Linked DNA regions of Homo sapiens: region 2 is linked to region 1. Evidence: chromatin contacts called from ENCODE Hi-C or POLR2A ChIA-PET data. All regions are on one chromosome and are shown on one strand. The core of a region is the stretch at or near the end of the contact, and the rest is flanking DNA. Distances in the headings are between cores, read along the strand shown. Region 1 overlaps TCF7L2 (transcription factor 7 like 2). Region 2 overlaps TCF7L2 (transcription factor 7 like 2).

What was found. A loop is a pair of places that touch in the nucleus more often than their neighbours do. ChIA-PET counts read pairs that join two places held with the same protein, here RNA polymerase II (POLR2A). Pooled maps may share reads with other maps.
Region 2: a loop to region 1 is called in a map of thyroid gland, with 1.9 times the contacts of the local background. The contact joins two enhancer-like sites. A Hi-C loop is called at or near these places in 5 of 168 maps with a recorded cell type or tissue (ascending aorta, colonic mucosa, posterior vena cava and 2 more) and 2 of 50 pooled maps. POLR2A ChIA-PET finds 5 or more read pairs at or near these places in 1 of 52 experiments (AG04450).

What each region holds. Positions count from the first base shown.
Region 1 is chr10:113,017,299-113,021,928 of GRCh38, forward strand. The region is part of intron 4 of TCF7L2 (transcription factor 7 like 2); the gene reads left to right. Among named protein-coding and RNA genes, the nearest start is that of SNORA87, 26 kb to the right of the region's middle. RefSeq lists an enhancer at 2,968-3,505. Within about 2 kb of position 2,958, at least 13 of the 41 ENCODE cell types and tissues checked have a DNase peak (open chromatin) inside an H3K27ac peak, as active enhancers do; they include ascending aorta and right lobe of liver, where a contact is called at or near this core.
Region 2 is chr10:113,110,510-113,114,600 of GRCh38, forward strand. All of the region lies in intron 5 of TCF7L2 (transcription factor 7 like 2), which reads left to right. Among named protein-coding and RNA genes, the nearest start is that of SNORA87, 67 kb to the left of the region's middle. Within about 2 kb of position 1,587, at least 6 of the 41 ENCODE cell types and tissues checked have a DNase peak (open chromatin) inside an H3K27ac peak, as active enhancers do; they include ascending aorta and right lobe of liver, where a contact is called at or near this core.

The DNA.
Region 1 (4,630 bases), core at 1,708-4,207:
AGTGACTGCTCTGATGCAGGGTGCTGTGTGGTTGGTAGAAGCTGGCGTTATCCCATTTTACCCACGAGGAAACAAATGACCAGTGGTGGAGCGGGAGCTCAGCATCCCATGTGCCCACTTCCTCCTCGGGTGGACTTTTCACCTGCCCATGCCGTCTTCTTTGCAAACTTTACTGCAGTGACGGAGACATCTTTAAATACAAATTCTTGGGGGAACCCTGTGTTCCTTGGCTGGAGCCTGGCTGGGAAGGAGGAGGGAGCAGAGGGCTCTCTTGGGTGTGGCCTATTGCAGTTGAGCCAGGGAAAGGCTGGTCCACTGGAGACACCCTCTCTGGTCACCGCAGACTTCCTGCCCTCCATCCAGTGTCCTTCTACTTGCAGGATGTGTGCCCAGCAGAGAGAATCTCTGAAGCCATGTCATTATTGGGATAACATTCCTGTCCCAGTCACCTTATTTCTCAGAAAAAGGACAATGGGAAACAAGTTTTTATTGAATCCTATGCTGGGCCTATTAATGGGGTCTCTTACTTTTCATAGCAGCACTGCAAACAGAGTTACGTTTCTATTCATTTTATGGATTAGAAAGCTGAGATCCAGAGCGGGCAGATGTAAACCTGGGGTCTTTAAAATGCATCCTTTTTGCAAACAAATAAACTTAGTGTATTAAAAGGGCTGGAGAGAGCAGAGTAAGGTAACATTTGGGTGGTCAGCATGTAGTTCTGGGTCCCCACAGTGGAGATGGCACAGTGCTGGGTGCTGGGGGAACTATGGTCACTAAGAGACACTGAATAATTTAATGCATGCCCCTGATTCCATCACTGACTGTTGAGGTAACACATACATTTATATTGTCAGTGGTGGTGATGATTACATGAGCTGCGTAAAGCGTTTGACCAGTGCCTGCACATAACATAGTAGGTGCTCAATAAAGATCACCCACTCTTAAGAGGTGGGAGGAGGTGAAGTCATCTTTCTGGGGAGTGTTGCCCTGTTGTTCTCTGCTGCATTCTTTCTGTCCTTTGGGCTCCGAGAATGCTGGGTTGGGCAGTGTGAGTGGTCTTCTCAGGCCTCTGTGACATGTTGCTTTCATGAAAGGTTCCCCTCTAGCCAAAGACTGAGTGGTCCTTGCAGGCTTTCTCCTGAGTCCTTTTTTTTTTTTTTTTTTTTTTTTTAAAGACAGAGACTCTGTTGCCAGATTGGAGTGCAGTGACGCGGTCTCGGCTCACTGCAACCGCTGCCTCCCAGGTTCAAGCAATCTACAAAATGCATCTATAAAATGATGCATCAGCCTCCTGAGTATTTGGGATCACAGGTGCCCACTACCATGCCTGGGTATTTTTTTGTATTTTTAGTAGAGACAGGGTTTCACCCTGTTGACCAGTTTGGTCTCAAACTCCTGACCTCGAGTGATCCGCCTGTCTTGACCTCCCAAAGTGCTGGGATTACAGGCGTGAGCCACTGCACCTGGCCTCTCTCCTGAGTCCTTTTGTTTGTGCCTGCTTTGGGGATTCCCTCTGGCTGGGGTGGACTGCCGGGATCTGTTTGTCCAGTGTACATTTCCTGGTCACCTAGCACCGGCCAGCTGCGGTGCTGGGAGGAACAGGGCCTGGCTCTGGGAGGCAGCTGGGAGAGTCAGGAAGTGAAGAAAGTTCTTGTGGGTGTGATGGTGGAAACCCAAGCAGCGTCCAGAGGGAGCACAAGAGGGAGGGACAAATCTTGGGAGGGTCCCGGGCCAATGGGACCCAGTGTAAGAAATTGCACCTGTCCTGGCAGATAGAGAAGGTGGAAGCAGTGAATGGTAGAGCATCCTCACTCTTCTCTCTGCCAGCAAGCACCTTTGGGGAAGTCCTCACGGACAGGAATGTCGTGTGTCTTGGCTTGAGATGTCAAAGAAACATGTTGGACACACCATGGTGACAGAGCAGGAGTCTCTTAACCCCGGCGTGGTTGAGGCTGCCGTTCTGGTGGGATCTGGGGTCAGTCAGGGGTTAACAGTCGCTCCTGCTTGCCTGATTGACACAGTAATAAAGGCAGTGACACCAAACTAGGTCTCAGGAATGTGTCCTCGTTAGAAAGACTCACTAATGGTTGTGGGGGGGTGGCCCATGAGTCCTTCTGGGTGGTGGCGAGAAGTAGGGGACCCTTTGGGCTTTGCCCTTTTTGGTCATAGGACTTCACTCCACAGACATAATTGAACCGTTGGGTTTCTGCAGCCAAATTCAAATGTCACCAATCTTGGTCACCCCTTTCATCTCTTGGGTCCTCTGTAAGTTATAGCTATCTGATAGTTTACTGAAAAATAAACTGAAAATATGTTTTAAATTGTACTTTCGATTTAAAATAATGTTTAGAGACAAAAAAAAAGGGTCCAATCCACTTGGAGAAAAGCATTGTCAAAGGTGGTTGATTTTTTTCTTTTGCTGTTTTAAAGTGGTAAGTGGATGAGTGTTTTGGATATATTGATTTTTCAGGTGTGCAGGCGGTCACATGAACAGCTGACATTTTTTTTTTTTTCATGTGGACTTCAGCCAGTCTTGACACCTGCCCCTTAACGAAAAGTAAACCATCGCCTTGTTTGACAGTTTAAGTGCAGTGATACGGATGGAGGCAGGTTTACGTTATGTTAAAGGCTTGACAACCCAGAACCCCCCTGTTGGTTTCTTTGTTGTAACCTTTGAGCCGGTGGCCTGCTGAAATGTCACCTTTGCCCTTCTTTAAAAGCAGGAATAATAGGTGGTGAGTGGGTGGATGCCTCTTAAAATACTGGAAAGTGCTGTGGCCCGAGGGTAAGCTTTTTAGAAGTGAGTGTGTGTGTTGTGTTGTTTTAATTAATGAATCTTCTGGGCCTGAAGATAATGAGGTCAGTGAGGGCAGCCATGCTGCCTCACAGCTCACCTTAGGGTCCTTGTTGTCCAGAACGTGCCTGACCTACTGGAGGGGCCTGGGAATGCTTCTTTGATTGACGTGGGTAGGAAGACAGATGTGGCGGCCTCCATGCTGATGGGAGGCAGCTGGGAAGAAGGTCATGGGCACCATCTCAGGAGTGGCAGAGCCACCTCCCCCTCTCCTCACCCCGTGTGTCTGGATTCTTCCAGCTGTGTGGTCCTTCTTCCTGCCTGGAAATGAGCATCCTGCAGAGCTCGGCTCCTGTTCACACCCTCCTCCTAACCCCCTACTCTCCCTCTCCCTTTCATCCAGGGCTGGAGGACCAGATGGGCTTTACCTGATGGAGTGTGCTTTGCTGACATGGTGCAAAGAGCCAATTCCTGGTTGCAAAGAGGCAGCTGGGTGCAGAGGCGGGGTGCATTCCTGTAATAATAATAACTTGTGTTTTTATAATACTTTACAGTCTAAGTACTTTTCAAATACTTGACCTCATTTAGTTCTCACCACAGCCCTCTGAAGGGATATTACTATTACCTTCATTTTATAGATGCGTTAACCAGGGCTTGTTTTGGGAGGTAGAGGGGGTGTGAGGGGGACAGAGGGGAGGGAACCAGTGTTGAATGAATTCTGAGGCCCTGCCAAAGCAGCCAGCTAGCTAGGTGTTGTTTAATGGACTCTTTGCATCTACAGAATGAGGGAGGTGGGATGAGGGGAAATTATTTCACAATAACTGAAGGTCGGAGAGACTAACTCTCTGCTCATTGTCACACAGCAGTTGAGTGCCAGCTGGGATTTGTCACCCAGGTCACCTGACTCCTAAGCCCTGTGATCGTTCTCTTCTGTCTCTAGTATACCCAGCATAATGCCCGGCAAAGTGCTGGCATCAATAAATATTTGTCGAATGTTAAATGAGGCTTAAAGAGAACCATTCATGCTTGGCACAGGGGCACAGTGAGACAAACATGTTTCCTGCCCTCGTAACCTTCGCTTCCAAATTCTGTGACCTTGGGCGGGTTGCCTGAGCTCTTTTCCAGCTCAGTTTCCTGAAAACTCATCCGGAAAATGGGTAAAATATCAGAGTGCATTCTGTATGGTAAGACTGCAAATGTTAGATGATTCTGCTACTTATTATTGTTTTCTTTTTCTCACCACACACCTTCCCTTTTTATGTACACCTCCTAGGAAGTAAGTTTCTGATAACATACTGCATTGTTGGATAACAGCAACAAAAAGCACTTCCTGACATTATTGCCCAAATCACCAAATGAGGCAATTACCAACTTTGGAATAAGAATAGCAACGGTGGTAAGAGCTGACATTTCTTGAGCGCTTGCCATATGCTGGGTGTACTACTATAAGCTGCTGCCTGCAATTATGATTTGGGAACAACTCTGAAAGTAGTTACCTCCCATTTTATAGAAGAGTAAACTGAGGTTCAGAGAGGTTAAGTAACCCCCCCAGGGTCTCTCAGGAAGTAGTTGGTGGCCTGGGATTCAAACACCAGAATTGGTCTGACTTCCCACTCTTTAAACCACACTCAAAACTGAACTCTCCACGTGTGTGTGTTCTGGGCATTTTCGCATCTCCCTTGGCTTGTTGACAGCGTGGACTTTTGCTTTCCCATTCTCATAGAACATGGCCAGTGCAGGAGGAGGAAATCCACACTGGTCTTTGGACTGAACCAGAGGCTGGCGATGGTCCCGAAACAGGGTGCCAAGTGGCTGACCCTTGTTTTTATGCCTTGC
Region 2 (4,091 bases), core at 337-2,836, 92 kb after region 1:
TAAACATGTAGTATACACATGTCTTTGGTAAAGGAAGCTCTTCTTCTCACAAGCCTGGCTGCCCCAAAATTATAGTGAAGGACAATGTCGATTCTAATTGCTGGCTTTTGACCCCTACATCTATATATTTTACCTAATTTATAGTTGGAAAAGGAGCTAAAAATGTTAAAAGGGTTCATGCCAGTAGTTTGAGTTGTTGTAGTTTATAAAGCCCTAAAATTAAGTATGGAAGTACAAGAAAGCCTATGCTATGTACTGGGTCAAAGAGAAGAAATCCAAATTAATATTAATTGGTATTCATGAGCAATCCCTGAGTGCCCGTAATGTTTCTGTCCCAATCATAGACTAATCTGGCCAATTGTATGGGTCAGACAAAATAGCCAACAGCTCTGAGTTTAGATTGGTATGAAAAAAGGGGATCTGACTGTTAACACCATATTCCCCAAGTCTGTAATGTTCTCTGACCTCCAGTGCAAATAGCTGTTCATCTTTAGATGATTTGACAGCATAATTTAGCATTTGGGATTCCTTTTTTTTTTTTTTTCTAAGTGGTGATTAAAAACTTGTGCTTCTTCTCTAGCATATAAATCAAGCTTTTCAGTTATATTTTCCGGGGCATAGAATAATTGAAGTGAATTGAACATTGGGCTGGATGGTCATAGAACTGGTTTCTGTTAGAGGTTAACTGACTTTGAGGAAATTATACCATCAAGGTACTCTGGGGTGTATCTGTCAGCTTTTTGACAGTTGTAAATAATTATCTCCCTCTCTAGATTATTAATTCCCTGAGGGCAGGACTTTGATTCACTGATATATCTATCTATCCCTAGTGCCTAGAACAGAGCCAGGCATGAAATAGGCACTGAATCAGTATTTATTGAATCAGTGAATGAATCTCCAAGTGCACCTAAGGGAAGGATACCAGGAAGAGTCTACTGTGTTTATGGAAACAGCAGCAATAATTCCTCCTCCTCATTTTCATTTGCTGAAATTACTAACCAACTGGGTGCGGTGGCTCACGGCTGTAATCTCAGTCCTTTCAGAGGCCAAAGCAGGAGGATCACTTGAGCCCAGGAGTTTGAGACCAGCCTGGGCAGCATGGTGAAACCTCATTTCTACAGAAAATGCAAAAATTAGCCAGGCGTGGTGGCATGTGCCCATCACCTCAGCCACTCGGGAGGCTGAGATGGGAGGATCACCTGAGTCCAGGAGGTGGAGGCTGTAATGAGCTGTGATCACGCCACTGCACTCCAGCCTGGGCAACTGAGTGACACCTTTTCTTTAAATAAATAAAATAAATAAATAAATAAAATTATTAACCAGCTAATCTCAAATCAATTCTTCTAAATCCTCTGAGCTTGTTTGTTTTTCTGTCTGTAAAATGGGGCTGTTTTCATGTGAGACTTAGATTATGAGAAATAGTCACGCCTAAACTTCCTTGAGGAGATGCTAGACAAAAACAAGATGGTTTTGAAAAAAATAACACCACCGTCCAGACTGTACTAAGATGCCTGGTTGCATTTGAAACCAGTTTCACAGTCTGCTTTGGGCAGGTGATTGCGACATGCTTTCCATCTGTGCCTAATGGGAGTATACTCCCAGCTCCACATGGCAGCAGGAACATTGGCAGGGCTCTTCTGGAGAGAGGAGAGAGCCAATAGGCGTTGCTATGGTGGAGGCATGACATAATTCAATTTTACTTTATTATTCACTGGATGTGCCCATTGTATGTTAGCCTCTGGGTATGTTTACAAGGAGCTTAGGAAAGAGGTAGAGGCTGTGTTGTCTGTAGAGGCTGTGCTGTCAGCAGAAGGGGCCAGGCATGTTCACACACACACACATGCACACATGCGTGCACACGCACACTTCTCTTCCCTGGCATGCAGCACCAATCTTGGGGCAGAGGTGAAATCACCACCCGGCTAGCGACTGGCAAGGCTCAGAAGGACTTGCTTTCCTAAAATCTCCTCCCCTGGTCTCATAATTCCCTGTAGCAGCTTGGGGCTTGGGTGTGTGCACACCTAATTTCTCTGAGAACACATACGTGTTGTAAAGGGCACAGCAATTTCCCGTGCTTACTTAATAGTGTTTAAATCAACTTACTGGATTTGGGTGCCTTTCCTTGCCAACATTCCTAAACTTCATGTGAACAGCAAAAGTTCAAAGTCCACCAAAACATCATTTATTTGTTAATGAAAACCAAGCAATTTCAGAATGGGATCGTACTGTCCTGTACTGTCACCTTCTCTCTGATGTTATGGAGGCATGTTGTCTTTCTCCAGAGGCAAGCAATATTGTGTTTTAAGCTTATGAGGCAATCATGGGAGGCGAGTTTGGCCAGTGTTTCTGTGTATTCAGATCCTCCTCCTTTTAAAAAGAATAAAATAAAAGGTAGAAGGCTTTTCCCTGATTATGCTTTTCTGGTGGGTTTCTATTTGTCATTGCGGTTTATAAAATGGCTTCTTCTCCTCTGCTTCCAATTCATTTGTTAATATTAACTCTTGGTTGTAGCAGAGAGTCACCGTTATCTGAAAAGCAAATTCCCTTATTTTTGTCATATTGATGTAGTAGCAGTAGTTAATTAGGGACCTCATGAGTGACAGGAGTTTTTGGGTTCTATAACCAAAAACCCAAACACTGGCCAACCCGGTCTGCCTTGTCAAGTCGGTGAAATCCTGACAGCTTGCAGTTTCTTCAGCCTCTCTCCCTGCACTTCAGTACAGGAGCAGCCCAGTAATAGTCCCGATCGCTAATAAGAGCACAAACACCCGTAAGCAGGTGAATTGGAAATATTGTCATTTTGACTACATCAACAACTTATAACTTACCAAAGCAACTTGATGTCCTTACTTAATTCTTCCCCCGCACCTCCCCACCAGTGCTTGATTAACAAACTGGTCAGTGGCTATTTAGACATGAATCACAGGGCATAGGACATCCTCATAGGATGAGCTGCCTGGGCTGGACACACTGGCCAGGTTGATGACTTCTCTTGAAAGGGGGGTTCTGTGTTGCTCGCACCTTCACCTAGAAGGAGATGTGAGGCATTTCTTAGAACAGTGTTCACCCCCTTTAGAATTTGTGACCCTTTGTCCTTGTTAGTCTTGATGGCTTCCAGTTCTCCAAGCCCCAAAGAACTGTGTGGTTTCTCTTATTTCTGCAGCATTTAAAGAAATTAAATTAGTTTTCCTGGGCTCCTCACCATCTAATTTGTTTCCCATTAGAGATAAATAATGACGTTTGGGGCATCATAAACCCAAGGATTTCCATGTTAGTTTTCCAAGGACCTTTTTTTAAGAGAGAGGGGAATAAGAATATTTGGGTCAGATGTTTTAAGATGTTAAATATAAAAATCAGCCTTTTAAGAATCAAATGCAAAGCCAGTCACTTAGCCTTGAATTTCCCACTGTGATTCCACTTTTCAAAACCCAGGATGACCATCATGATGGGTTTCGTTGGACTATCAGTTGTTACAGGTCAAATCATAGTCTCATGATTGTTAAAATCTTAATAAGGCCCCCTCTAATCCTGTGAGTTTTCAGAAGGAAATCCCTGTGAACAATCCTGGAATTGCTTTGCCTGGTAACATCTTATTTACTGACAATATCCCCAGCTGAGCTCTCTTGGTTAATATGTTTGCTCTGGCACTGTAGTTCCTTTTTAATCAGAAATGCTTATCAGTAGGTTGCATGGTTGGGGAAAATGGCATTTATTTTGTAGCATTTTCCCAAGGAATATTGGATGAATATTCCTTTAGTACTAAATATATAATGGTCTTTGTCTTAAGAACTTATTAGCACTGAGATTTCTGTGTTGGAATTTTCTTTATTGATACCGGTTTGTAGGTTCTGGAGAGTCCAACTGATATTTTTTTGCATCTCGATCAGAAGCTCTGACTTTTTGGTCCTTAGCAGAGAATACATCCCTTGATATCTTGGAGGCGCCCTTAGTGGAGTCAATGGTGTGTGGGCTTAAGGAGAAGTCAGGGCATTAGCAGGTCTGTATTTTCCTCCAGCGTGGAGTTTTGTCATTTCTAATGATGACAATCTATCAGTCCACATGGTTCAAAATGAAGATAAATTGAATTAATA